2 separate regions of the Homo sapiens genome follow, and region 1 is linked to region 2. Evidence: read pairs that join two places in POLR2A ChIA-PET (ENCODE). Cell type or tissue: GM12878. All regions are shown on one strand. Each heading gives the region's core, and the rest is flanking DNA. Links, peaks and the distances in the headings are about the cores only. Region 1 holds the start of GARIN3 (golgi associated RAB2 interactor family member 3). Region 2 overlaps ITK (IL2 inducible T cell kinase).

What was found. ChIA-PET counts read pairs that join two places held together with the same protein. Peaks named below come from ENCODE experiments on the same cell type or tissue, not always from the same donor. Only the 100,000 strongest peaks of a DNase experiment are listed, where the experiment ranks them.
Region 1: POLR2A ChIA-PET joins it to region 2 with 20 read pairs; 10 of 35 experiments call an interaction of 5 or more read pairs at or near these places.

What each region holds. Positions count from the first base shown.
Region 1 is chr5:157,160,393-157,175,558 of GRCh38, reverse strand. GARIN3 (golgi associated RAB2 interactor family member 3) reads left to right here and starts at 9,295. Exons shown (of 2, transcript NM_130899.3): 1 at 9,295-9,996; 2 at 11,901-13,713. The coding sequence starts at 9,391. The coding sequence ends at 13,112. RefSeq lists enhancers at 2,883-3,162, 3,203-3,312. In GM12878, for the core only: no CTCF peak of the experiment used is centred there; a DNase peak (open chromatin) is centred at 8,178.
Region 2 is chr5:157,209,360-157,224,525 of GRCh38, reverse strand. It overlaps ITK (IL2 inducible T cell kinase), which reads right to left. Exons shown (of 17, transcript NM_005546.4): 3 at 13,158-13,239; 4 at 10,207-10,335; 5 at 6,619-6,659; 6 at 1,512-1,663. Among named protein-coding and RNA genes, the nearest start is that of ITK, 36 kb to the right of the region's middle. RefSeq lists enhancers at 1,789-1,848, 4,611-4,660, 7,681-7,760, 7,801-7,860. In GM12878, for the core only: no CTCF peak of the experiment used is centred there; DNase peaks (open chromatin) are centred at 4,552, 4,812, 9,195 and 9,912; H3K4me3 peaks cover 646 bases; H3K27ac peaks cover 1,288 bases.

The DNA.
Region 1 (15,166 bases), core at 3,884-11,883, 48 kb after region 2:
AGTGGTGAGAGGAAACACAGAGCCCCCAACATTCTCTCTCTTGCATTTTCATGCCTTGTTTTCTAAAGGCTGAAGGTGGGCGAACGCTATTACTGGCAGAATCTGTTTTGCCTCTTAATGCGTCAAGTGTGGATGGAGGTACTTCATTCCCTTTATCACATTAATATAGGGCTTTGGGGCCGCAACTGAAACTGGGTTGGAAAAAACCTAATTTAACCCAATTTCTATAACAAAGGAAAAATCAATTCAACCTGGCACTGCTGGGTCCGCTGGTATTTAACGACGACATCAGAGGTTTTGGTTTTCATTCTTTAGTTCTGAGCTGGTTTCATGCATGGGCAAGCTGTCCTCCATGGCAGCAAAATGGCTGCTGGGCTAACATCTTACCAGTGGAGCTAGATCTCTTTCCTTATAGTTCTAGTAAAAGTCCCAGAATTTTGAGTCATTGGCCTAGCTCACATGATATGCTCGCAGGTACCTCAATCATTAGAGCCAAGACAATGGAATATTCATTTGACCCTTTCCAGGCCTGGACACACTCCTGGATCTGGGAGTGGGGTGGAGTCAGCCCTACCCAGCCACATGGACCTACCCATCCACAGATGGGGGAGGGATGGTTCTCTGAGGAACACTAGAGTGTTGCCACTAGAGGTAGGGGAATGGCTGCTGGATCAGATAAATGATTGCTCTCTTACTGTTACCTAAAACCCATCTTTGTTGCTTTATCTTTTGAAGTCCTACAACTCCAACCTTCTCTAGTCCGAGGACTTGCCCTTTGGATAACTCCAGGGCCCTCTTGTGTCCAGGCCAAAGACATCCTTCAATTGTCCTCTTTGGATGTGGCTTTGAAGCCCTTTAATTTCCTTGTGGTTCCCATCCAAACTTAATTAGGTTTATTAATATCCATTTAAGAATCATATCCAGAATATTTTGGCACCTACATAACTTCTTTCTTCTGAAAACAACAACAACAACAACACCTTACGTTTGCTAGAGCTATCAATTCTAAGGGGGAAAAATAGCGTGAGCACAGAGAGGTATCTGTACAAGATATTTATTGCAGTGTTTTTTTTTTTTCTTTTTTTGAGACGGAGTCTTGCTCTGTCGCCAGGCTGGAGTGCAGTGGTGTGATCGTGGCTCACTGCAACCTCCGCCTCCCAGATTCAAGTGATTCTCCTGCCTCAGCCTCCTGAGTAGCTGGGATTACAGGCATGTGCCATCATGCCCAGCTAATTTTTTGTATTTTTAGTAGAGACGGGGTTTCACCGCTTTAGCCAGGATGGTTTTGATCTCATGACCTCGTGATCCGCCTGCCTCGGCCTCCCGAAGTGCTGGGATTACAGGGGTGAGCCACCGCGCCTGGCTATTGCAGTATTTTTTTGTAATGGAAACTACTTCTCTGTGCATCAATGAGAGACAAGTAAAATAATCTATGGTGCATCCTTACAATGGAACACTACAAGGTTATGGAAACCAATAATGTATATTCATAATGTATCAACCTAAAAAACTTCAGGATATATTGTTAACATGGAAAAGGTGCAGAACAATATGTTTGGCTTGTATGTTTTTATGTTTTGTTTTTACATACAAGCCATACATATTGTTCTATACCTTTTCCAGGTATATTTTGTGTTTATATTAATGTATGTTTAAATGTACATGGTGATAGCAGGAAGTTTGTATATCAAAATTCCAGCATATAAAACTGGAAAGGTAAAGAAATGTTTTGCTTTTTAATTTACATAATTTAAAAGATGTTAAAATGGAAGGATTTTTTACTTTCCAATTTAAAATAAAAGAAAAATATGTCATTTGTCAAAAATCATTGGTTTGATTCGTAGAAGACAATAATGACTGAAATGGCTAGTAAACTTAGAGCTAATTTTTTGAAATATATATTTCTGGTAACAAAAGTAAAATATATTCTTGGTGGAAAGAGCAGACCAGCAAATAAATAAAAATTACATCTAATCTCATCCTTCAGAAATAATCAATGTTAATATTTATTTTACATTCTTCCAGTATTTTTTCAGAGTTAAATTTAATATTTACTTAGAATAATCATTTTATCCCAGCTACTGGATCAGTTACCTCCTTCTACCTGTAGACAGTTTCTGATCTTTTTTTTTTGAGACAGAGTCTCGATCTGTCACCCAGGCTGGAGTGCAGTGGCGTGATCTCGGCTCACTGCAACCTCCGCCTCCCAGGTTCAAGTGATTATCGTGCCTTGGCCCCCAGATAGCTGGGATTACAGGTGCGCACCACCACACCCAGCTAATTTTTGTATTTTTATTAGAGATGGAGTTTCACCATGTTGCCCTCGTTGGTCTCGAACTCCTGGCCTCAAGTGATCCACCCGGCTCCGCCTCCCAAAGTGCTGGGATTACAGGTGTCAGTGACCGCGCCCAGCCTGATCTTTATTTTTAATGTTAAGTGTTTTATTATGGTGCGAGTGTGTCTGTGTGTGTGAATTTAGCTGCAAGTTTCTTCAATGTAACATTAAATAAATAATATGTAAACGGAGGCAGGACATCTCATGATTTGTAAACAGAGCAAAACAGGGAGTGGAGACAGTGAAGTTGTCCTAAGCCTGTGTGAGCAGGGAAGGATTCCGCTTGGTAGTGGGGCCAAATATGCTGAGCAGGGAGCAGGAAAGAAGCAAGACAGGATGAGAGATAGGAGGGGGAAGACAGGCGGTGCTAGTTGGATCATCATGTTGAGAAATAAAATTATTTTGATCCCCTGTCTGACTTCTTTTTTGTATGTATACCAGTTCATTTTCCTTTTCAACCCAAGGCAGAGAGGCAGGCTGATTTGCATATGGTCCTCAGGGGAAGAGTTAGGTGACTGTAGTCTTTTCAGAGCCAGAAGATAAGGCAGAAATCAGGTTGGCTTCCTGAAGTCCTAGGTGCCCCAGGCTGACCGCAGCTCAGCCCACGCCACCTCTGCTGAGCAACATTGACATAAAAGCACTGTGGATTGTATTTTAGGCCAGGGGATTTACCCAGCCTGTACATGCTGTGTATGGTATGGAAATCTCCCCACCCTCACATCCTGCCTAGCTCACAATGCTCCCCTGGGCTGCACACTCATTGAAAAGGCTATATATAGCTGTCTACTTCCCTTGCTTTTCAAAATCATAGATGAAGAATAAAAGTTATTGACTTGAAACCACTTCCCACAATGCACGTTTAGACTTCAGCCTTCTATAATCTTGTATGTCTGCATATACTGTGCCTTGTATATACTGTTTTGTGTTATCACTCTTCACAGCTCTTCAACCTTAGGCTCACTTAAAATGTATGCAAAACTATCCTTAGAATTGTGATTTTGATTGTTTTTCTTCTTAAGAAACAATTATTGTTGGTTTTGAATATAATGGTAAAGGGTATTAGAGTCACCGTTCATTCAACCAATTTGTTATCACTCTACTGTGTATTTACTTGCCCTCCTGTTTTCTTCTGTTTTTTCAGTGTGTGTTCTACTGATTGTAAGCTCTCTAAAATTTGGATTCTAGCTTATCCATGCTCTACCACATTCCTCATCAAGAAACATTACCCAAAACTTGTAAATAAAAATCAAGTAAAGCAGGCAATATGTACTTCTGATGTCATATTAAAGCCTTGTTTAACATGCCTGCCCAGGGATTATTTAATTATCTAAGAGAATGATGGAAGACAATGGGATTGGATCTATAAGTCAAGACTGACGTGTTGCTATTATCTTCAATAACTTTATTGAGATATGTTTCATTGACCATAAAATTCATCCATTGAAAGTGTATAGTTTGGTAATGTTTGGTATATATTCACAGAGTTGTACAGCCCTCTCAATTTAATTTTTAGAACATTTTCAACACCCTAAGAAGGCTATCCATGACTGATGAAAGTCTTACTCTGTGAAGGGAATGTCCTAGAAATGAAGTCTCCATCTTGCTACTTCCCTGAGAGAGCAAGTTGACCCAAGGTAGCTCCTACTACCAGTTCCTTTCAAACACACACACACACACACACACACACTCATACGCACACATACGCACACTTTAAATTTCTCATTAAATAACATATGATGTACCACATATGCTATTTTGCGACATACTTTTTTGTGTGCCCAGTATCTCAGGCCAAGCAACTTGCTTTTTTACTTGCTAATATTTATTGGAAATTGTTCAAATCAGCATACCTAATAGTTGCCTCAAAGTATGCATGGTGGCTGAGCACTTCTCATTACTCTCACTGCTATCACACACGTCTTACCCCAAATCATCTCTTGCAGGAGTTGCCCCGTCTCTACTACTGTCTTCCCTGCACTTCTACAATCTCTTTTTAATATGGTGACCAGAATCATCTTCTATATTTATGGTTTGGATCATCCACCATTCAGAGCAAAGCCAAAGACCTCTCAGAGCGCTACAAGGTCTATCCAACATGATCTGCTCATCCACCACCACCCCAGTTGCCTCTCAGCCTCATCTCCAACGACCCTCCTCCTAATTCACTCTACTTTCATCACTGTAGCTTGCTTGGAGCTCCTTAAACATACCAGGCATGCTCTCATATCAGGGTCTTGGCCCTTGCTGCTTCCTCTGACTGAGAAGCTCTTTCCCCAGACATCTTCATGGCTTCTTCTCTGATCTCCTTTATGTCTTTGCTCAAAGGTCACTTCTGGGCCAATCACAGTGGCTCACTCCTGTAATTCCAATGCTTTGGAAGATTTGAGGTGGGAGGATCGCTTGAGGCCAGGAGGTTGAGACTAGCCTAGGCAACATAGCAAGACCCTGCCTCTGCAGAAAAATTTAAAAACTAACAGGGTATGGTGTGGTGCACCTGTAGTTCCAGCCACTTGGGAGGATGAGGCAGGAGGATCACTTGAGCCCAAGAGTTTTGAGTCTGCAATGAGCTGTGACCACATCACTGCACTCTAGCCTGGGTGACAGTGTTGGGGGAACCTGCCCCCGATAGTCACATAGGTTCTTTTCTATTTTCCCTAAGTGTTGGCCAGTCTGAGAAATAAAGGGACAGAGTACAAAAGAGAGAAATTTTAAAGCTGGGTGTCCGGGGGAGACATCACATGTTGGCAGGTTCCGTGACATCCCTGAGCCATAAAACCAGCAAGTTTTTATTAGTGATTTTCAAAAGGGGAGGGAGTGTATGAATAGGGTGTGGGTCATAGAGATCACATGCTTCACAAGGTAATAAGATATCACAAGGTAAATGGAGGCAGGGTGAGATCACAGGACCACAGGACCAGGGCGAAATTAAAATTGCTAATGAAGTTTCGGGCACGCATTGTCATTGATAACATCTTATCAGGAGACAGGGTTTGAGAGCAGACAACCGGTCTGACCAAAATTTATTAGGCAGGAATTTCCTCGTCCCAATAAGCCTGGGGGTGCTACGGGAGACTGGGGCTTATTTCATCCCTACAGCTGCGACTGTAAAAGACAGCCACCCCCAAAGCGGCTCTTTCAGAGGCCTACCCTCAGGGACACATTCTCTTTCTCAGGGATGTTCCTTGCTGAGAAAAAGAATTCAGCCCTATTTCTCCCATTTGCTTTTGAAAGAAGAGAAATATGGCTCTGTTCCGCCTGGCTCACCGGCAGTCAGAGTTTAAGGTTATCTCTCTTGTTCCCTGAACATTGCCGTTATCCTGTTCTTTTTTCAAGGTGCCCAGATTTCGTATTGTTCAAACACACATGCTCTACAAACAATTTGTGCAGTTAACACAATCATCACAGGGTCCTGAGGCAACATACCTCCTCCTCAGCTTACAAAGATGACGGGATTCAGAGATTAAAGTAAAGACAGGCACAGGAAATCACAAGGGTATTGATTGGGGAAGTGATAAGTGTCCATGAAATCTTCACAATTTATGTTCAGCGACTGCAGTAAAGACAGGCATAAGAAATTATAAAAGTATTAATTTGGGGAACTAATAAATGTCCATGAAATCATCACAATTTATGTTCTTCTGCCATGGCTTCAGCCGGTCCCTCCGTTCGGGGTCCCTGACTTCCCGCAACATGACAGAGCAAGACCCCATCTCTTAAACAACAAAAACAACAACAGCAACACCTTTCTCATTGAGCATTCTTTAACCACCACCTTCCCCTCCCCTACACACACTCTCATCCTGCTTGCCTACTTTTCTGCAGCACTTACCAGCATTGGAGATGCCATTCAATTTATTGGTTTATCATTGAGCACACAGGTACCAGGAAAAAAATTACTTGTTTACTGTCTGTATACCAGCTCCATGAGACCAAGAACATTTGTCTATTTTGTCCATTGCTATATTCCTGCACCTAAAACAGGGTCTGGCACAAAGTAAACAATTAATTATATTAATGGAGTGAATGGATAAATTTATGCTGCTTTGCATTTGTATGTTTGTATTCTATCTGTCCTATTAGTGTCACCAGTCTAGTCAGTCTAGTATAGTTTAACCATTGCCATATTTTGGGATGTCGGTGTGCTTTTGGTCTTATGTGACCTTGCTGAAATTTCTTGTAACTTCTTTTTTTGTTGTTGTTTTTGAGACAGGGTCTCACTTTGTCACCTAGGCTGGAGTGCAGTGGTGCAGTTTTGGCTCACTGCAGCCTCCACCTCTGGGGCTCAAGCGATCCTCCTGCCTCAGCTCCCCCAAGTAGCTGGGACTACAGGCATGTGCCATCATGTCCAGCTAATTTTTTTTGTTGTATTTTTAGTAGAGATGGGATTTTGCCATGTTGGCCAGGCTGGTCTTGAGCGCCTGAGCTCAAGCAATCCTCCCACCTTGGCCTCCCAAAATGCTGCAATTAGAGGAGTGAGCCACTGTGTCCAATCTGCCTGTAATTTTTTTGAGCCTTCATTTTCCCTCTATAAAATAGAAACCTGACCTGGTGTGGTGGCTTACGCATGTAATCCCAGCATTCTGGAATGCTGAGGTAGGCAGATCACTTGAGGCCAGAAGTTAAAAAACCAGCCTGGCCAACATGGTGAGACCCTATCTCTACAAAAAAGCCAGGCATGTGGTGGTGCTGTGCTTCTGGTCCCAGCTACTGGGAAGGCTGAGGTGGGAGTATCGCTTGAGCCTGGGAGGTGGAGGCTGCAGTGAGCTGAGATGCTGCCACTGCACTCCAGCCTGGGCTACACAGCGAGACTCTCAAAAAAAAGAGGGCTGGGGGCGCAATGCGGAGAGACCTATACATTTTAGGCTTGTTGTAAGGATCAAAATTTTTATTTATTTATTTTTTTAGAGACAGGTCTCAGCCTCTTGAGTACATGCCACCATGTATAGCTAATATTTTTTATTTTTTGTAGAGCTGAAGGTCTTGTGATGTTTTACCCAGATTGATCTCTCCCTCGTGGTCTCAAGTGATCCTCCTGCCTTGGCCTCTGAAAGTGCTGAGATTACAGATGTGAGCCAACGCACCCAGCCAGAATTAAAATGTTTAGAAGAATGTATGGTGGCAACAGCATGCCTGGCTTATAGCAGGTTCTCAATCATACAATTATAGTTCTGTCATTATTAATTATTCATCAGAAATGAACATATGAGAAGAATATATGGCTACATCTATATATAGCTCCAACTTCTTACTTTTTAACATAATTGTGTTGACTTTTAGTTATGATTCCCTTATAACAGAATATATGCCACTTTGTTTTTTCTTTTTTTTCCCCAAAAAGTCATTCAATATCTTTAGAAAAAATATTTCAGCTTTTCAGAGATAGGAAACTTTATCTTTGCATTTCCACTTTCTAGCTGGTCCCAAACAAAATACTTGCTCATTAAACTTTTTTGAATAAATAAATGGAAGAATGAATCTCAATGGGCACAAGCAAGTTTATATTTACTGCGAAGCTGCAATGTGCCAGGCACTGCAGTTGGCACTGGGGGATACAAAAATAACATTTTGTGGTTGAAGTTTATTTCAAGACCTCCACATGGTAATGATTGAGTTTGGCGGAATGTATGTTTATTTCAGAAGTATTTCTCTAGCTGGGGGAGGGGGAATTTGGATTCTTCACCTTGAGCAAAGTAAAACAAAACAAAACAAAAACTCCAGAAAGATGTCTTTGCCACCATTTCTCAGAAGAGCTTTAAAAAGAAACGGAACGTCAGTGGTTTATCAAGCAGGCATCAAGACTGAAGCAGCAGACATATCAGTGTGGGAAATCCTACGGTGATTCAAGACCTCCAAGAATTCCTGTGGTTCCCAGTAAATCCCCACACACATCACTAACTACCAATGACACTAGCTCTGATGCAGAATGAGATTATCAGTGAGCCATGCAGCTTGAGGAAGAGAAAAAGCTCTGACCTAGAATCCAGCTTTGGACTCTGACCTCAAGTAAGACAATCCTGAGCCTTGGTTTTCTCACTTTAAAATGATGTTTTAAAAAATAAACCTGCTTCCGGCCGGGTGGGGTAGCTCACACCTGTAATCCCAGCACTTTGAGAGGCTGAGGAGGGTGGATCACCTGAGGTCGGGAGTTCGAGACTAGCCTGGCTAACATGGTGAAAAACCCTTGACTCTACTAAAAATACAAAAATTGGCTGGGTGTGGTGGTGGGCACCTGTAATCCCAGCTACTTGGGAGGGTGAGGCAGGAGGATCACTTAAACCTGGATGGCAGAGGTTGCAGTGAGCAGAGATTGCACCACTGCACTCCAGCCTGGGTGACAAGAGTGAAACTCCATTAAAAAAAAAAAATTAACTGCTTCAAATGAGAGACTAGGTGAGAAAATCCTCCATATCCTGAAAATCAGCACACAGATGGAACCCTGGTTCTGTAGTTCTGATGGGGAGCAGGAGTCCCTTCAGACCATTCATTCAACACCTATCCCTGAGTGCCTGCTGGCACTGTGCTACCTACACACTGGAGACACAGAGATCAGCATCTAGACAGCACCCCTGCCCTTAGCAAGCACACCATACACACCCAGGATTTTACCCCCAGGAAGTAATTCAGCCCAAGCAAAAAAATTTTTGCAAGAAGATGATCCTTGAAGGGGTAACTGTAACAACAGCAAAACTGGAAACAACCCAGATATTTATAAAAGCAGAATGGTTCATAAATTATGTGTCCCAGCATTTTGATTGAAAAGAACACCCAGCCTACCCACACCTACACCCCAGGCAGGGTCAGCCTCTCCCCTGTGGAGGCATTGATTTGTTTTGTGGGGGAGGCTGGTGACACTGACCAGAGGGGATAGCTACATGGAGGCTAGGACAAAGGGGTGTGAGATGCGCACAGGTCACAAAGGACTGCAGGGGATAAATGTGGTGGTGCCAGGAGATTTAGGCAGAAGTCCTGTAGGGAGATGGGCAGTTACCTTCTCTCCGTCTCTCTCTCGGGGACTCTATTTGTGGCTGGTGGAGCTGTCTTAAACGAAGAGAACCATGAGCAATGAATCTTGTTTACCTTATTACACAGCCCACAGCTACTCTTCAATGAGTGCGTTCAAAACCTCCATGGGGGACCTGCAACGACAATTGTACAACAGAGGAGAGTACAACATTTTCAAGTATGCACCAATGTTCGAGAGTAATTTTATTCAGATAAACAAAAAGGGAGAGGTGATTGATGTACACAACCGTGTCCGAATGGTGACAGTGGGCATCGTCTGCACCAGCCCCATCCTCCCACTGCCTGACGTCATGGTTCTGGCCCAACCAACTAAAATCTGTGAACAGCATGTCAGATGGGGCCGGTTTGCCAAGGGGAGAGGTCGCAGGCCCGTCAAGACTCTAGAGCTCACGAGACTGCTTCCCTTGAAATTTGTGAAGATCTCCATCCACGATCATGAGAAACAGCAGCTGCGCCTGAAACTCGCCACTGGCCGTACTTTTTATCTGCAGTTGTGTCCCTCTTCTGACACACGGGAAGATCTCTTTTGCTATTGGGAAAAACTTGTCTATCTCCTGAGGCCACCAGTAGAGAGTTACTGCAGTACCCCAACACTTCTATCTGGGGACGCACCACCCGAAGACAACAAAAGCCTAGTGGTAAGCCTCTCAAAGGCTCGAGAACATGGGGCAGGTTCTTTGGGGGAGCAGTTCAAAGCCAGTCCTACAAAGCCTTTGGTGCCTTCTGAGGCCCACCTGGAAAAAGTATTGCATGTGCAAGGGCTCAGGACCAAATGAGCCACTACTAGGGGACTTACCACACTGGGAGGTGGGAGGGCTTGTGTGTCCCATAAGGCTGAATTTCAGAGACCTTAGGTATCAGCTACTCTGGTCTCACACCCAGGGTTGAAATCCTTTCTACACCATCCTGATCGTCAGTCTTTTCTTGAACACTTAATACCCCAACCCAGGTGGTCTGATTTGTTGTGGAACTTTTATTTGTATAAATTTAAGGGGTGTAGGTGTAGCTTTGTGTGTGTGACTATATTGCATACTGGTGAAGTCTGGGCTTTTAGTGTAACCATCATCTGAATAATATACATTGTACCCACTAAGTAATTTCCCATCCCTCACCCCCTCCAACCCTTCTGAGTCTCCAATGTGCAACTGGAGACTGTACAGATTTTTGTGCAATTTTTTTTTGAGACAGAGTTTCGCTCTTATCTCCCAGGCTGGAGTGCAATGGCACGATCTCGGCTCAATGCAACCTCTGCCTCCTGGGTTCAAGAGATTCTCCTGCCTCAGCCTCTGAGTAGCTGGGATTACAGGCACCTGCCACCACGTCCAACTAATTTTTATAATTTTTTTTTTTTTAGTGGAGATGAGGTTTCACTATCATCCACTAAAGTGCTGTGCCATATTTTTAACAATGAAGAAGTCTTTCTTCGATTTGAGTCACAGTCTGTCTCCCTGTGACTACCAGGCACTGATTTCTGTGTCAATCAGCACACCCTGTGTGTGTGTATGCACGTGCACAATCGTAGTAGTCACCAAAATGTAAAGTGAGTGTATCCCTTGACTGTGCAATCCCACTTCTGGAAATCTGTCCTGCAGAGCACGTAAAAATAAGTGTGTAAAATACAATGTCCAAGGATGAGGAATTGTATCAGTACTTTCTCTGGTACTGGAATTGCTCAACCAAAACTGAGTGACCATTGAAGGGGTGCTGTAGATGGAACTTGGCAAGAAATGAGAGCAAGACTTAGGCTTAGGCCGGGTGCGGTGGCTCATGCTTGTTAACCCAGCACTTTGAGAGGCCAAGGAAGGCGGCTCACCAGAGGTCAGGAGATCGACACCAGCCTGGCCAACATGGTGAAACCTCATCTCTACTAAATATACAAAAAAATTAGCCAGGTATGGTGGTGGGCGCCTGTAGTCCCAGCTATTCAAGAGGCTAAGGCAGGAGAATCCCTTGAACCTGGGAGGCGGAGATTGCAGTGAGCCAAGATCGTGCCACTGCACTCTAGCCTGGGCGACAGAGCAAGACTCTGTCTCAAAAAAAAAAAAAAAAAAAAAGACAAAAGACTTAGACTTAATGATTTTAGAGGTTCTCCTTCTCCTTCCTTTTTTCTTTTTTCTTTCTTTCTTTCTTTCTTTTTTTTAAACAGTGTCTCACTCTGTTGCCTAGGCTGGAGTGCAGTGGAGTGGCGCAGTCTTGGCTCACTGCAGCCTCTGCCTTCTGAGTTCAAGCGATACTCCTACCTCAGCCTACTGAGTAGCTGGGATTACAGGCATGCGCCATCCTGTCCAGCTAATTTTTTGTATTTTTAGTAGAGTCGGGGTTTTGCTATGTTGGCAAGGCTGGTCTTGAACTCCTGGCCTCAAGCGATCTGCCCTCCTTGGCCTCCCAAAGTGTTGGGATTACAGGCGTGAGCCACCACACCCGACCCAGGTTCTTCTAATTATAAGCCCTTGAATTAACTCCAGGATAAGAGAGGAGTAGAAAGTTCTGATCTCCCTTTCAGTCATCTCAATCTCATCTGTTTCTCTTCCCCTTGGTATAGGCTGCAGAGCTCCACAGAGAAGGGGATCAGAGTGAGACTGGGCTCTACAAGCCTTGTGATGTATCTGCAGCCACCTCTTCTGCTTATGCTGGGGGAGAGGGAATCCAACATGCCTCCCACGGAACGGCTAGTGCGGCTTCTCCATCCACGAGCACTCCAGGGGCTGCTGAAGGAGGAGCAGCAAGGACAGCAGGTGGCATGGCAGTGGCAGGAACAGCAACAGGACCTAGAACAGATGTGGCAATAGCAGGGGCAGCAATGAGTCCTGCAACAGGTGCTATGAGCATAGCAACAACCAAATCTGCAGGCCCAGGTCAAGTGACCACAGCGCTGGCGGGAGCAGCTATCAAAAATCCAGGAGAAAATGAATCCAGCAAGTCCATGGCAGGTGCTGCCAACATATCCTCAGAGGGTATTAGCTTGGCCTTGGTGGGTGCTGCAAGCACCTCCTTGGAAGGTACTTCCACCTCGATGGCGGGGGCCGCCAGTCTCTCCCAAGACAGCAGCTTGAGTGCGGCGTTTGCAGGCAGTATTACGACCAGCAAGTGTGCAGCAGAAAGAACTGAAGGACCAGCAGTGGGACCCCTCATCTCCACCTTGCAAAGCGAAGGCTACATGAGTGAACGAGATGGAAGCCAGAAAGTTTCCCAGCCCAGTGCTGAAGTCTGGAATGAAAACAAGGAAAGAAGAGAAAAGAAGGACAGACATCCCAGTAGGAAAAGTTCTCATCACCGCAAGGCAGGTGAAAGTCACCGCAGGAGAGCGGGGGACAAGAATCAGAAAGCGTCTTCCCACCGGTCCGCATCTGGCCATAAAAACACGAGAGATGACAAAAAAGAAAAAGGGTACAGCAACGTAAGGGGCAAGCGACATGGCTCCTCTCGCAAGAGCTCCACCCACAGCTCCACCAAAAAGGAGTCGAGAACAACTCAGGAACTGGGGAAGAACCAATCTGCATCTAGCACAGGAGCTTTACAAAAGAAAGCCAGTAAGATCAGCTCTTTTTTAAGGAGCCTCAGGGCCACTCCTGGTTCAAAAACAAGGGTCACATCACATGACAGAGAGGTAGATATCGTGGCTAAGATGGTGGAGAAGCAAAACATAGAGGCCAAAGTGGAGAAAGCCCAGGGTGGCCAGGAGCTGGAGATGATCAGTGGCACTATGACATCCGAGAAGACGGAGATGATCGTCTTTGAAACCAAATCCATTTAAAGAGGAGCCAGGGCTACAACCGCCCAGGGATCTGGAAGTATCCCTAGAGGAGCCCATCCCAGCTTTCTTTACTGCAGTTCAAATAATAAAGGAAATCGTACAACTCCAAAAGAAATACAATCTCCTGCTTGAATTTTTCTGCCCATAGCCTGGTGGTGACCTCACAGTGGCTTCTGTGATGGTGGCTATGCTACAGCTGGAGACCCCAGCCTCCAGGCAAGTAGAGCTCCACCACCCGCCCACGGCCAGCAGAGCCAACGTGAGTGTTCAGCTTTGCCTCAATCCCTTTTGCTTCCCCGAGACTGTCAAAGCCACAGACTAAGAGCTGGGATGCATGGCCACCACCATGTCCCCTCGCCCATTCTCCTCTTTTCCCTGAATGCCCCTGAACATGGACATTCAGTCCAGTTCTTAGCCTATGCAGAGACAGGATTCACATCCCCTCAGGGGATATTCAGGGTAGGAAGGAGCAATACAGCAGTATTTGTAGGCAATTAGAATAGGAAATCTATTCTTCTAGATCAGGAATTGGCAAATCATGTTCTGAGGTCCAAATCTTACCAGCTGCCTGGATTTGTAAATAAAGTTTTATTGGAACATAGTCACAGACTTTCCTTTGCATATTGCCTATGGCTGCTTTCACGCTAAAAATGACAGCTCTGAGTAGTGGCAATGGAGACCATATGGCCCACAGAATCTAAAATATTATCTGGGCCTTTAAGAAAATGTGTGCTGACTCTTGATCTAATCTTAACAAGTCTTCCTCCAAGGTGTAGACAGTGGAGAAATTCTCACATATGCTTACCAGTAGACAACTAGGAGAATGTTTACAGTAAAACAAGTTGTAATAGCAAAACCCTGGAAATTGCCCAAATGTTCATCAAACAGGAGAGTTAATAAATTGTGGAATGGACTACAGTGCATAATCTACAATAGTGAAAATGAATAGCAGCTATACATGTTAGCATTGATAAATGTTTATTTTTTATTTTTTTGAGACAGAGTCTCAGTTTGTTGCCCAGGCTGGAGTGCAGTGGGATAATCTTGGCTCACTGCAACCTTGGCTGCCCAGGCTCCAGTAATTCTCATGCCTCAACCTCCGGAGTAGCTGGGATTACAGGCATGCACCACCATGCCCAGCTAAATTTTTGTATTTTTACTAGAGACAAGGTTTTGCCATGTTGGCCAGGCTGGTCTCGAATTCTTGACCTCAAGCAATCCGTCCTCCTCGGCCTCCCAAAGTGCTGGGATCACAGGCATGAGCCACCATGTGTGGCTGGCATGGATAAATCTTACATAATGTGGGATACTAAAAGCAAGTCACAAAAATATATATGATATAGTTCAATTTGTAGAACAGCTCAAAAATAAGATTCAACAATGGGATATATATTTGCTAAAAGTATAGAGAAAAACAAGGAAATGATAATCACAAAATTAAGGATAGTGACTATCTATAGGATAAAGGGAGAGATGTCTGATCTGAGGGGCACACACAAGGAGTTTCAACAGAATAGTGATTATTCTATTTCTTAAAGAAGAGGTTGTATTCATGGGGTGTTGTTACTGTATCTTTATTTTAATATCTCTGAAATCAGGATTGTTTTTAAATCTGTCAGCAAGGTGTCAATTGCATGTCACTATCACTGCCTTAGAAATGCCCTAATCAATTTATTTCACCAATGTTTTCCTTTTTACACATACACATGACAGATTTATGACAGAATATCTAAGTCTGAAAGATCTTTCAATAAGCATGAAATAAAAATTCTAAGTGACATAAAAAGTATTCAGAAACACGGAAAAATGTTTAAATATATTAAGAAGTAAAATAGTCCAAAATGCTGTGTACTAACATGATGTAAATTATGTGTTCGTGTGCAAGTTAATTCCCAGAATAAAAAAATCACACTACATTAGAAATGGGATTATAAATTTTAAAAACCTTTACTGTAAAAAAAAATTGTCTTTCCGTTTTTAAAAAACCTGTAAAATGAGTCCATGGAAAACATTAAATTATTAACACCAAATAATAAAATTTGGATTTGAGAAAA
Region 2 (15,166 bases), core at 4,512-12,511:
GGGATTACAGGCCTGAGCCACTGCGGCCGGCCCATGCAACTATTTTAAAAATGAGGTAGATTTGCATGTGCTGGTATGAAAAGATCTTCAATGTGTATTAATATCATTAAAAATTAAAAGCAAGATGCAGAACAGAATGGATCCACTTGGTACAAGTGAAAAAAGGATGCATTTGCACAGGTATAACTTTTATTTATGATACACAAGAAGGTATTAATAGTGATCACTTTTTTTTTTTTTTTGAGACAGAGTCTTGCTCTGTCGCTCAGGCTAGAGTGAAGTGGCACCATCTTGGCTCACTGCAACCTCTCCCTCCTGGGTTCAAGTGATTTTCATGCTTCAGCCAGTGGAGTAGCTGGGATTACAGGCTTGAGCCACCACACCATGCTAATTTTTGTATTTTTAGTAGAGACAGGGTTTCACCATGTTGGCCAGGCTGGTCTCAAACTCCTGGCCTCAAGTGATGCACTCACCTTGGCCTCCCAAACTGCTGGGATTACAGGCGTGAGCCAGTGCACCCGGCCAAATAGTGATTACTTTTGGACTTGATGTGGGGGCAAATGGAGGGTGGCTTATTTTTTATGTATATTTCTCTCTACTGTTAGTTAAGTAAAATGTTGACATAAATGATCTATATGTTGCAAGGACAGTTTTCTTTTTTATACTTTAAAATTAATAATAACCTCATACCTTGAAAACATTTAAACCCCTAATATTAATATACAAAGATGTTCGTTGCAGTGTTGTTAATATTTGCAAAATATTGGAGATAACCTAAGTGTTCAACAAGGGAATTTGCAATTTAGAGTACATTTATGGCTGGATTGATGCAACTATTGAACTCAGATTCTGGAAAATATTCCAGAGCATGGGTTAATACATCGGATATATTAAGAGGAAAAAAAAACCTTAAAAGGCAGTGTGAATCTCATGCTTGGTATTTTTTTCATTCAAAAGTTGCATAGTGGGAAAGTAGTATTTGTACAACCTTATTTTCTCCCTGAGTCATGTGGATGGCTAGTTCAATGACTGCGATTGTAACTAAATCTTTAGTGTCTTCTTTCTGATGCGTCCTAACATAACTATCAATCTGTACCATCTCTATACACACATTTTCTTTTCACCAAAAATAAGCACTTCCTAATGGGATGTACCTTCAGCCTCACTTAACACTCAGGAACAATAGCACTTTGCAGAACAAATTGCCAAGCTCCCAAATTGTAGATGTCAGTGGAAAAATCCAGGGGGTTTTTTAGATGAGTTTGGGTCTGGAGTGCCTGAGATGGGGTGCAGGGAACAAGCATAGCAAGTGACTGCCTCAGAGCCACTTCTGAGAAGAGGAAAAATGAGCCTCAACTACTTCCTCTTCCTCCCTCTTCCTTCTGCCTCTGCTCTCTTCTCCCACCTCAGTGCTGTGGTTACACTGTGGGAGATAGGACAAATCATCCTGGTATTTTATTTGTTCGCACCACACCTCAAACACGGGGACAGCAGCCACAAAGATGACTTACCCATTCCTGTCCTGGACTCTCCACCAGTGAATCTCAGAACTGTCCAGCAGGCAGTACTCTTCGTTGCGCCGCAGTGCGAGTTCCTGAGGATCATTGGTTTGGTAGTCATATAAGGCAATGACCACAGTTTCTTCAGGTTCCCAAAGTGGTCGCTGGGGAAGAGAGACAACAAAACCAAGCAAAGACATAAAAAAGGAGGTAAAATGCCTCCTTTCATCGGGGTGTCTGGGGAGACAGTCTGCCTTCCTCTGGTAGACTTTCTTTATGAGTTAGAGTTACAGCGCTGAACATGACACAAAGACATCAGTGCTTGGAATTCATCACATTGCTCATTCTATGAGGTAAATTCTGACCACAGTGAATTCCAAGCAGCCACGTGATTTTCACAAAAGTCTGCTGGTTTCTCTATCTGCACTATGTTATATGCAGCAGCCTCTCTGCTGGATGCATCATGCCCTTGGCAAAGGAGATGCAGTCAACATGAAATCTTTCAGTTTGTGCTTTACTAATATGATTTGTGGGTTTATCTAGATCTACGGAATCATAGGTTATTGGAGCTGGAATTCCTCTAACAGATCACTTAATACACTTTTTCATTTAGGATGAGGAAACTGAGGCCCAGATGGAGAAATGGACCTGGCCAATCTACCACTTGAATTAGCCCTAAGACTCTCTCTACTCTAGCACCTGTCTCCCTTCCTTCTCCTGTAGGCTCTATTGCTGATGTCTCTGTTCCTCAGTCCCTTTCTTCATGTCCATATTGAGGACATGAAGAAAAGACCACAAAGCGCATAGTCGCCAGAGTTCAGGATGGGCACGCCTGCTATGGGTTAGCAGACTTTGTGAGAGTAAATGTAGGGAAATATTAAGTTCCTCACTAGAATGTGGTTTAGTGTTAGGAAGTCACAAGTTCTCTGAGTACATTGAAGCATTTAGTGGCATAAAAATACTGGAGCTGAAAAAAGAGTCTCGTCATTTTGATGTAGTATGTCATCTCAGCTGAGCCCAGATCGGATTTTTTTTTTTAAGAGAGACAGGGTCTCACTATGTTGCCCAGACTGGTCTCAAACTCCTGGGCTCAAGTGACCCTCCTGCCTCGGCCTCCCAAAGTGCTGGGAGTACAGGAATGAGCCACTGTGCCCGGCTGCAGATTGGAATTTGAAATCTAGATATTTGTGGAGCTTGTGAGGATGTGTAAATGGGGTGCTATGGACAAGAGTGGATGGCCTGAGGCTTTTGCTCTAAGAGCTTATGGAGGGAGGAATAGTGTTCAAGGATGTTTGAAGAAGAAACAGAGCTATGGCATTCATCCCACTGCAGGTCAACTCATTGGTTAATAGCTGTGAAGAGAAAGGTCAGAGCAGGGCCCTCAAATTATGATAGTACCTTTCTGTAGGGGCACACTGGACATGTATTTTTTTTTCTAATAATCATGCAAGCTTGGAATATGGGGGTTATTTTGAACATCACAGTTTGAGGTATGCTATAGGCCTTTAATGCAAAATGCTCTGTAGAGTCCCACATTCCCCACAACTTTCGAATATCCTGGTAAACATTCATGTGGTGAGAAACCAGCTTATACAGTAATTATATAAGAACATCCTGAGCCTAGATCCTAGCTGTACCCTATCCAAAGTACTGGATTTCCCAAGAATGCAACTACCTTGTACTTTGAGGGAAGACTATGCTTTGGTTCAGAAGTTTACTAAGAGTTGTTCATCATTTTGGAAAATTATATCACTGGTGGTAATGCTGTAGTTGAGTCCCAATACCACATTTTGTATCAGTTGCATTCGAGATGCCAAATCCAATGGATCCTACCTGCCAGTGCAAGAATTCGACTATTTCATTCTGTCTTCCAGTGCAGTCATGTCCCAATATTTATATAGAAACACATATTTTGTTATATATATTATTTTTCTTTCCTTTTTAAATATTACAGTTAGAACATTTGTTGATTCTTTTTAAAAAGTATGTTTAATACAAAAGTTAGCCAGGTGTGGTGGCAAGTGCCTGTAGTCCCAGCAACTGCGGAGGCTGAGGAGGGAGGATGGCTTGAGCCCAAGAGACAGATGGTGCAGTGAGCTATGATTGCACCACTGCATTCCAGCCTGGGCAACAGAGTGACACCCTGTCTCAAAGCAACAAAAAATTTTAATTAAGTACTTTAATTTTAAAAAATTGTGTATATATATGTTATATTAGTTATAAATTTCTTTTCAGGATAACAAAAGGAACCTTACAAAATATCTGTCATTAAAAGGCAGGATTGAGTTTGATAAGGTTGGGAACCATTAGATTTGAGTGAGAAAATCAAGGGATGGCATTTGGAGAAACTGAGTCTGTGGGCTCAGGAAGGGTTGTTTGGGAGCCTCCATGATGTGGTGAGGCATGAAAGGAATGAGGATCCTGCCTCCTGACCACTCTGCTGCAGGCCTCAGCACAACCTGACCCCCCAGGACCTCTGCTGGCCCCAGGTGGGAAGAGCTCCACGGGGCTGAGGGGCCCTCACAGAGAGCCCAGGTAGCAGTGGCAGGGATAGGGTGCCTTAGTAGGCAGCCAGCAAGAAAGGACACATGCAGACACATTCTAGTGGCCCCTCAGCAAGCCCTGGGTTGACTGGGAGGGACTGTAAGAGGAAGACTTGAGTTCCCATGGATGCAGGGGGCCAAGAGGAATCGGAATTTGTACTTCAATGTGATATACGACCTTGTTTGTATCCATAGGCAAAAGAGGCCTAGGATTGTCCTTCACTCTGACCATGGATATTTTACATCTTGAACCAAAATAGCCATCCCCCAACCCCCAGAGGACTGGCCAGTCCCCGGAGGACTGGCCCTGCTCACAGTGTTTCTCACATAGAGCATGAGACCTGTTGGCTCAGACTGGATTAAAAACAGTTTCTCTGTATGACAACCCGAGATGTCATTACCACTCAGGCAGCAGAACAAGAAGGTGAGGAGAGAAATGATTTCAAGTGGCTCAGACAAGAGAACCGTTGCATTGGATTTAGACATGCGGTTGAAACTAGAACAATGATTCCAAAACCTTTGTGGTCAGAACACTCAAAACAGTATCCACGATGCTCCTCCAAGAAGGCTGAAAAGCCAAATGGCAGAGTGTAGGGAGAGAAGGACCAGCAGTGTTTTCTGGCTTTCACCTTCATTGATACCAAAAATAAAGACACAAGAGCAGCCTCACTTAAGATGGGAGGTGTGGGTTTAGGCGGGACTGTTGAGGGAACCGTCTGCAAGGGAGGGCAGTAGGGTTCCGAACCAGGCCTTCAAAGGGGATGGTGAAATAGTCTGCAGAAGGTCAGTGAAAGAAAAGGAGAGAGAGCTCATTCTCTGCTACAGTTTCAGTACATTTCTCTCATGTTGTGAGGGAGTAGGCTGATGACAGATCTAAACACCAGGCTGGGGCTTTGAGGATTTAGAGCTTCCTTTATGGGGACGCTGCCAGTTTTGAAATGTCACCATTTTGGCTGAAGGGAAAAAAGGCAGAGCTCATTCTTCAGGAAGAAGCATGAGGAAATGGAATCTGAAAGCTCTTGTTAAAGAACTTGCTCTGGAATGAAGAGCGAGTACTCAAATGTGGGTATTGGTCAGGCACAGTGGCTCACGCCTGTAATTCCAGCACTTTGGGAGGTTGAAGTGGGTTGATCGCCTGAGGACAGGAGTTCAAGACCTGCCTGGCCAACATGGTAAAAGTCGGTCTCTATTAAAAATACAAAAATTAGCCGGGCATGATGGTGAGCGCCTGTAATCCCAGCTACTCAGGAGGCTGAGGCAGGAGAATCGCTTGAACCTGGGAGGCGGAGGTTGCAGTGAGCCGAGATCACGCCATTGCACTCCAGCCTGGGTGACAAGAGCAAGACTCTATCTCAAAAAAAAAAAAAAAAGAAAGAAAAGTGGATATTGGTGTTAATATTATCATAAGGTCAGGGTCATATTCCCTACCTAAAGGTCATGATCCTTTCCCCCATCTTTTTTTTTTCATCTCCTTAACAAAATAAGCTGCCCTAGAGTAGGTACTATGCCATCTAAGACTTGTAAGTCAGTATATTATAGATCAGTGAGGAGGCTTATTAAAATGCAGATTCCTGGGCCCCTCCCCCAGCGTTTTGGACACAGCAGGTCTGGGGGTGGGGCCTAAGAATTTGTATTTCTAACATGCTCCCAGGTGATGCAGATGCTTCTGGTCCATGGACTATACTTTGAGAACCACCACTCGAGTTAAAGACCACCACGCCAGAAACCTTGCATCCTACTAAGTTGCTGAATGGCCTTGGAAAAGCCTCAAGACCTGTCTTGGGATTTGATTTCCCAAGCTTTACAATGAGAATAAAACTAAAACCCTCTGAAGTGGATAGAACGGATAGTAAGTTTTAAAATAGATAATAAAGGGGTGGAAGTGCTTTGAAATATATAAAATATCAACAAATGTATGTCTCCAAAATGCTTGCGAAGAGTAGATGTGCACCTTGTTTTTTTTTTTTTTTTTCTGGAGACGGGGTCTTGCTCTGTCACCCGGGTTGAAGTGCAGTGGCACACAGTCATGGCTCACTGCAGTCTCGACCTCCTGGGAGTAAGTGATCCTCCCACCTCAGCTTGCTAAGTAGCTGTGACTACAGGTGTGCACCACCACACCAGCTAATTTTTAAAAATTTTTTCTAGAGATGGGGGTCTCACTTTGTTGTCCAGGCTGGTCTCGAACTCCTGGGCTCAAGCGATCCTCCCACTTTGGCCTCCCAAAGTGCTGGGATTACAGACGTGAGCCACCATGCCAGACACACTTTTATGTAGAGTGAGCTGCTACTATACTCCAAAGTGGTCAGGTGAATGGCCACCCAATTTGATATCAGTATTTGTTGAATAAATAAAGTGAGATGGAGATTTAGCAGCTGAATGGTCCTTTAAGTGGACAGACCCCCCAAGAGAGTTCAAGCCCAAAAATACCCAATGTGTTGAGTTCTGCTGAATCATGACAGCCTGCTGCATGCAGCCAGGGTTTGAAAACTATGGGGAGAGGGGGACATGCAAATAGGAACATGCCAATCAGGTAGCCTGTGGGCCCACCTGCACCCGGAGCTAGCGCTCTCACTCACCCTGTTGTCTTCAGGAGTAGGAGGAAGAGGCTTCTTTGAAGCTGAAAAGAGAAAAACAGGAAAAGAAAAAATGAGCATGAAAACTAATGGACCCAACCGGAAGTGAGCAGCCAGGGGGTTTTTCTGAGAAAAAGGGCCCAGGGAAAACAACAGAAGAAAGGGGGCCAGAAGGAGCAATAAGACACAGTGAAACCTGACTTGGCCTTGTCAGAAGCTGTCTTTTATCTCCTTGGGCCTGCTGGTTTCTGATTCCCTTTTCTAGTACACACCAGAAGCTTCCAGAAGTCCATATTCGGGGGCCCTCTCTTTCTGTATTCCCAGGAAAAGCCTGCCAGTGGGGTTAGACTTGCACCCTTCCCTGTAGGCATAGAGACTTCCGGGAATGTCTCTGCCACCTGCTAAGCTCAGGAGTGGGAATTGGTGACTCAGGGGGACAGTGACTCACTAGCTTCCTGATATGGTTGTGGGCTTGAGGAGGGGGTGGCTGAGGTGGGAGGTCATTGTGCTGCTTTTTGAGTGGGCTGGGATCCACTTTTAGTTGCCTTAAGGCATCTGAATATGTGTTCTTTCTGCCTCTTTCAAACTATACCAACCCCAGCATCTCTCTGTCTTTGTCTTTCTGCTTATCTCTGTTTCCATGTCTCCGTCTGTTTAGCTCTCCTCTCTCTTCCCTCTTTCCTCCTTTCTCTTCTCTTCTCCTCTCTCTTTCTCTTTCTCTCTCTCCTTCCTCTCATCTCTTCATATGCATCTCTCACTATTTCTCCTTTGTAGCTCTGCAAAGGCCATTCCTGGACTCAATGAATCAAAGGTGTGTGGCTGTGTCTGGGGCTCTCTGTGGTACGGGAGGCACTGCACAGACTTCAGGCTAATACAAAGACGTCCTTAATAACGAGAGATGGGAAGAGAATGGGCTGCATAGGTAGACGATGAGTTCCTCATTTCTGTATGAGGTTGACTTGAAGTTGGACAGCTCACATCAGGGATGTGGTAGAGGAGAGTCACACATTGACACTGGAGCCCAGTCCCGTGCAGACTTGCCAAGAAAGAGTAGGCTGGGATAGTGACCTGGGTATACAATGACCACAGAAGAAGGAAAACCCCTGTAATAGGAAGTATGGTTCCTATTTAGAACTCAACTTGGAGCTGGGAGACTGGTGTTCTAACTCTGGCTTCACCAATACTAGCTGTGAGCCTTGGCCACTTCCAGCCCTGGACATTCTATGACTGGTCTCTCTTTCTTCGTCCTCTGGCCTTGCTTTTCCCTTCCTTCCTTTCCCTCCCCACAGTGGGGAGATCAGGGCCAGTTCTGGTTGCAGAAATGGGTGTTACTATGGGTTGGGTGTGGCTGGGTCTGTTTTTACTCATCCACTTCTGCTGCTTCCCAGACCCATACAAGTTCTGAGGCTATATCTCAGCCTCAGATTCTTTCATCCACCAATAAGGAAGACAAGTAGACACAATTACCATTTATCAAGAACTCTGTAAATGTTGGCAGCTGTACTGCTTTCCACAACACCATTGAATCTCCCAGCCTTACACATAGCTATCTATTATCATTATCCCCATATTGCAGGTGAGAAAATGCTCTTAGAGGCTCAGAGGGATTATCCAAAGCCCAGTGCTCATAGACCCGCACTGCCAATGTGCTCGGTACCAGGAATCCTGTGAGCCTTCATCCAGGGTGATGACCATAAGCTGCGTTCACAGTGCAGTGTGCTTCTTGAAAACTCTGCTCTCAACTGTGCAAAACTCAGATCCATGAAGTTATTTAACCAAATCAGAAGAGGGTAGAGTGAGGAGATGCTCAGAGGAGGATATGGCAATGGGTTGCAATGCAAAAGCAAAACCATTAGCACAGTGACTGCATGACAACCACAGCAGGACCCCAAGAGTGCTCAGGCCCTGGTTTCACATGGGGAACAGCTCAGCATGACCAGTCCTCCCCCACTGGCATTCTGGTGAGTCATTCAGATGTCCCTAGCACCTCAGTCACATGTGTATCACTTGGAGGAGGGAAATACTTGCGCCCCGAAGAGGAATAGCTGCAGCATGCATGGTGAAAATTACAAAATGGAAATACCAAGTCAAAGAATTTCAGAATTGGAAAAGGGCTTAGGTATTATTTCATCCTAAGCCCCTCAGAACTCCCTGCCATTTTTGAGATGAGGACATTGGGGCCCTTGATGGCCACGTGACTCATCTGAGGGCCCACAGCAAGGCATTGGCAGAAATTTGGAGACCAGATCACTGACTTTGGAAAGGGCTTTCACTCACAGAGGTAAGCCCATGCCGTTCTGTTATTATGGTGGATCCTATCCAGAGAAAACTTTCCATTTCATTTTTATTAAATATTGGCCCGCATGAATATGGTAAACAGGACTAATGTGTAGGATCACTTGAATAGTTACCAATTTCTAAAACTTGTTAAGTATTGTTCTTCTGGGCCCAGGGATCGATTATGTCTAAGAGCTTTTTTCCCCAAGGTGCAGGGTGAAAAGTGGTGGTTTTTAAAGTGGCAATGAGAGGGCCTATGAATCAGGAAGCCACAGAAAACCTAGCCATGTGTTACATCCGCCTTGGGTTGCCAATTTTCAGTATTAAGTTTTAGCGCACAAAAGAATAAATGAGAAAGGGAAACTATGGCAAAAGAGGTTGAGAAGAGAGGAAAATGGAAGGAAAACAATCCACATGGGCCATTATTCCTATTCGACAATGGATTTGCAGAGCACTTCCAGCGGTGTGACCCGGAGCATACTGAATTGCTCAAGGCAGCCCATTCCCTTAACATCACGCCATGTACCCCAGATGGTTGAGAGGAACAAGAGCATAATAAATGTGAAATGCATTCGAGTGGAGTTGTACTCGACTGGAGGTTAAGGTTCCAAAGTCATCAATAAAATCCAGTTGCAGCCCAATCCCCTGGACCTGAGCCTTTACTGTCAAAGGCAAAAAAACAGCTTTTTTTGTTTTCACTTTGCATTTAGACTGCGGCCTTCTCCTCTCTGAGACTGTGGAGGTCAAGGGCAAGTTTGAAGAGGAGGCAAGGAGAAATCACAGAGTAAAATGTAAAAGAAAAAAAATTCCTCTCACCTTTAAGGGTATAGAGTTGAATTTGTGTAATTAAATTTATGTGTGACATGATGTCACTGTAAGACATAAATATTTTATATCTCTTAAGGCTGCCTCTTTAATTAAGATTTAAATAGACCATGCCATTCAAATGCAGGTTATAGCAGGGCTCCTCAAACTGTACTGTGCACATAAGTCTCCTGGGATCTTGTTAAAATGAAAATTCTGATCTAGTAGGTCATGAGTGGGGCCAGATCATTTGCATTTCTAACTAACTCCTAGGAGATGTTGATGCTGCTGGTCCAAAGAGCACACTTCAAGTGGTTAGGAGCTGTAGACATCAGCTTTGAGATGGAAGCACCAACAGGCTGGTAGGAAAGACAGATGATTCCTCTTGGAAAATTCTGAAAATGTAGAATTTTGCATTCTGTTCCTGACACCCTCAATGATTAAAGGCCAAAAGCTTTTACTTTTTTATGGTCATTTCACAAAAACTAGAGGGAATTCCCAGTCTCTTACCATTCTTGGTTGGATCATATTGGGCACAGCCTGTTGCAAGCTTCTCCAGCTGAGAACAGCACCTCCACTTCCCATCCATCCAGAAATTAGGATGATATTTAGGCACCAAACTGTTATTATTCCTCGTTTCTGAAACAGGTTGGCACCAACAGAAGAGTTATTTCCAGGTCAGTCTATCAAGGGCTACCAATTTTATAACACCTCGAGATTAGACCTGGCTGAGTGAGCCTGAATGAGTATTGCCCAGACCACTCAGAAGCATGGGTTGATCTGAGCGCATAAATGCACTGTGCTATTTACTGGGGTAGTTCATGTTACATTTAGGCATCAGCACATCTAGGCTTGCGTCTGGCTCTGCCTTGCATTAGTTATGTGTTCTTAAGTTGGGCAAACCCTTATCTGAGCCTCAGTTTCCCCCACTATGCAATGAGATTGTTAAACACTGGGCTCTACAAAGGTGCCTTAAGGGTAATGAGAAGGTTGAGAAGGTGGAATTACCACCCCCCACCTCTCCTACCTTTAACCACAGCCACTTTGGTTTTCTCCCTTCTAGGTTTGTGGCTTTGAAGTAAGATTTTGGTTGGAAAAAAAAGGGGGGTCTGCTACTGAAACAAATACATACATAAGGCACAGAACAGAGTTGGGTGTAGTGGCTCATGCTTGTAATCCCAGTACTTTCGTAGGCCGAGGCAAGAGGATCACTTGAGTCCAGGAGTTCTAGATTAGCCTAGGCAACATAGCGAGACCCCTTTTCTACCAAAAAAAAAGAAAAAAGTTAGCTGGGCATGGTGTCATGCACCTGTAGTCCCAGCTACTCAGGAGGCTGAAGTGGGAGGATCACTTGAGCCCAATAGGTCGAGGCTGCAGTGAGCCATGCTTGTGCTACTGCACTCCAGCCTGGGTAACAGAGTGAGACCCTGTCTGATATCGTTTGGCTCTGTGTCCCCACCCAAATCTCATCTTGAATTGTAATCTCCATGATTCCTGCGTGTTGAGGGAGAGACCAGGTGGTGGTAATTGGATCACGGGGATATTTTCCCCCATGCTGTTCTTGTGATAATACGTGAGTTCTCATGAGACCTGATGGTTTTATAAGTATTTGGCAAGTTCCTCCTTCTGTCATTCTCTGTCCTGCCACCTTGTGAATAAGGTGATTGCCTCCCCTTCACCTTCCACCATGATTGTAAGTTTCCTGAGGCCTCCCAGCCATACAGAACTGTGAGTCAATTAAACCTCTTTTCATTATACATTACCCACTCTCGGGCATATCTTTATAGCAGTGTGAAAATGGACTAATACACTGTCTCAATGAATAAATAAATAAATGAACCAACCACAGAACTAGATATCTAATCTCTAATATTCCTTCCAGTTTTAACACCCTGTGTATAAAATCCCTTCACAGAGGGCAAATGGCCAATGACCATAGCTGGGGCCCTTTTGATTCCTTTTTTTTCTTCTTTTTTTTTTGGTGGGGTAAGAACAGGGTCTTGCTCTGTGACCCAGGCTCGGCTCACTTGGCTCACTGCAGCCTTGACCTCCCAGGCTCAGGTGATTCTCCCACCTCAGCCTCCCGGGTAGCTGGGAGCACAGGCATGTGCCACCATGCCTGCCTAATGTTTTTATTTTTAGTAGAGATGAGATCTCACTATGTTGCTCAGGCTGAAGTGCAGTGGCATGAGCATGGCTCACTGTAGCCTTGAACTCCTGAGCTCAAGTGATCCTCCCACCTTGGCTGCCCAAAGTGCTGGGATTACAAGTGTCAGCCACTGCGCCCAGCCCATTTTGATTACTTCTTACTTTTGTGTTTGCTGTATGTCCCAAGACTGTAAGAACGGAGAGCACTTCCCCATTCACCCAGCACTTGTCTGCTCATAACCGATTTAAGGCTCACAACAACCTCGGGATAAGATACAACTTGTATTTCTATTCTCATTTTTTTCAGATAGAGGAATTGCAGCTCCAGAGATAACAAATAGTTTGCTTATCCTTGGTCCTCACAGCTTCGTAGAGGCAGATTAGTATTTGAACCCAGATCTTCTGACACATCCAGTGCTTCAGGCTAAAGAACAATAATGGTAACATTGATCCAGGGCTTTCTTTGGGATGGGTATTTTTCTAAGTCCTCAATCATTCAATTCTCACAACAGCTCCATGACTGTTTTTAGTCAAAATTTATAGAGACACACGAAGGTCAAGGAACTTACCCAGGGTCACATGCTAATCATTGGCAGAGCTGGGATTTTCACCTTCATGCCTGGCTCCACATCCCATGTGCTTAAACACTGCTGCCTCTAACTGTGCCATCAGGAAGGTAAGGCTTAAGAAATACCCTTACCAATGGTCTGAAAAGCTTGAAAGCTAGCTGATATTTATTGCATGCTGTCTATGGGCCAACCTAGTTTCTAGGACTTTGCTCACATCAGCTCCAAAGGCAGGTGCTGTTATCCCTTCCTTTTCTTCCTTTTAAACAGATGGGAAACTGAAGCACAGGCAATTAAGGAACTCGCCCAAGTGTACATAGCAAGTGACAGACTGGGATTTAAACCCAGGTCATCTCACATGAGGGCCTATGCTCTGCTTCTTCATACTATACGAGGAGTTGGCAAATTTGTTCTTAAAAGGCCAGACAGTAAATATTTTAGGTTTTACTGACCATGAGACAAAATCAAGCATCTTATGTAGGTACTTATTAAACTATTTGAAATGAGTTATATACAAATATTGCTCAGAGCCTGACAAGAACAGACAGCAGGCTGGATTTGGTCAATCCCTGAATGATACCAGTTATTGCTTCCTGGGCCCAGGATGAAAACTTGGGAACTTCCACCAACCCCAAAAGAGAAATCAGCCATCAGCTGCTCTCACACCACACTCTATTCTATTGTGGAACCCAACCCTACTATAGGATCAAGAGTGTCAGTGATTCAATGGCAAAGGAGTTTAATTACCTTCTTTAAGGGCCAGCACCCAGCGCTGCCGGCTCTCACGATCTGGAGCAAACACATATAGGAGGTAGTTGTCATGCACCACCTGGAGACACACACACAGAGTTCAAGGTGAGCAGCGTGCATGGAGATAGTTGACTGACAGCAGACCTACTGAGCCGAGAGTGGGGTCTCGGGTGTTTATCGTCATATAGGCAAACATTTGGGTAATTAGGGGGCCAGTATCCTTTTTATCCAGGTGTTTGGGTGCTACAAAAACACAGGGTAAGCAGTTTCAGCTGCTCGTCTCAGATTCCATGCCCCAAGAGAGCAATCACTAAACTAAGACAGCAGGAGAAAGTTCTCCTCTTGACTAGAAACCACATTTATTTCTCATCTTAAGTTTTTAGTGATTAAAAAAATATTTCTGGCACATGGAAGAGAAAGATATTATATGACAAATGTGCAATGAGAGTTTTGAAAACTTCTTATTTTGAAATAGTTTAAGACTCACAAGAAGTTCCAGAAATAGTACAGAGTTCCTGTGTACTTTTCACCTACTTTTCTCCACTGATGACATCTTACGTAACCACAACACATCTTTCAAAACTCACTCATAGGTGGGAATTGAACAATGAGATCACATGGACACAGGAAGGGGAATATCACACTCTGGGGACTGTGGTGGGGTGGGGGGAGGGGGGAGGGATAGCATTGGGAGATATACCCAATGCTAGATGACGAGTTAGTGGGTGCAGCGCACCAGCACGGCACATGTATACATATGTAACTAACCTGCACAATGTGCACATGTACCCTAAAACTTAAAGTATAATAAAAAAAAATTAAAAAAAAAAAAAACCAAGAGATTGTCATTGGTACAATACTGTTAACTAAACTGCAGTCTTCTTTATATTTCACCTCTCTTTTAGGCACTCATTATCATTGAGATTTTGAACAACTGAAAAATACATGCTATTCCTTTTATTTTCAGTCCTCAAAATTCCAACTCATGAGGGTCACTTTTCTAGTAGAAAAAAAGTTCTTTTCTATGCCATGTTAAAAATATGTTCATCCCTCAGGTTGGCAAGCAGGAATGGTACCCTGGGATGTGCAAGGAGATATCCATGCCTTTGAAGCCAGAAGTGCCAAGATTCATATACAAGGACTTTAAAGATACCCTCCACCAGCTCTGTTCAGTAGAACTTTGGGAGGCCGAGGCGGGTCGATCACGAGGTCAGGAGTTTGAGACTAGTCTGACCAACATGGTGAAACCCCATCTCTACTAAAAATACAAAAATTAGCCGGGAGTGTTGGCACACGCCCGTAGTCCCAGCTATTCAGTAGGCTGAGGCAGGAGAATCACTTGAACCAGGGAGGTGGAGGTTGCAGTGAGCCGGGATTGCGCCACTGCACTCCAGCCTGGGTGACAGAGTGAGACTCTGTCTCAAAAAAAAAAAAAAAATTTCTGCAGTGATAGGAACATTCTATAACCAGTGCTGTTTCAGTACAGTAGCTGCCAGCCATGTCCTGCTATTGAACATGTGAAATGTGCCCAATGTGACTAAGAAGCTGAATTTTTAATATCGTTTAATACATTTAAATGTGAACATCCATGTGTGGCTAGTGGCTACTGTACTAGACAGTGCGATTCCAGATAGTCCTCAGATTATAAAATCTGAATCTTTTTGCCTCAGAATCTCCAAGCAATTCATACCCAGCAATTGCAATATGTTGCCTCAAATCATGAGTAAACTGCACTTAAAGCACATTAGGTTTCAGGCCGCTGATAGCAGCTTTATTTCTTCCTTCACTAATTAGGACTTTCCTTGAGGAAGAGAAGACATGAGGGAAAGGGGTATAAGGAATAACCACCTTTTCAAGATTTTGTGCTTAATTTTTGTTCAATAAGTGAAAGAATTAACAAATAAATGTCACTGATGGAAGGAACACATACGTTTCCTAATGGGATTTGTCTAAGTCCTAACCTTGGAGCAGAGAGGCAGAGAGTCATCCGTGTCCACCCTCTCTCA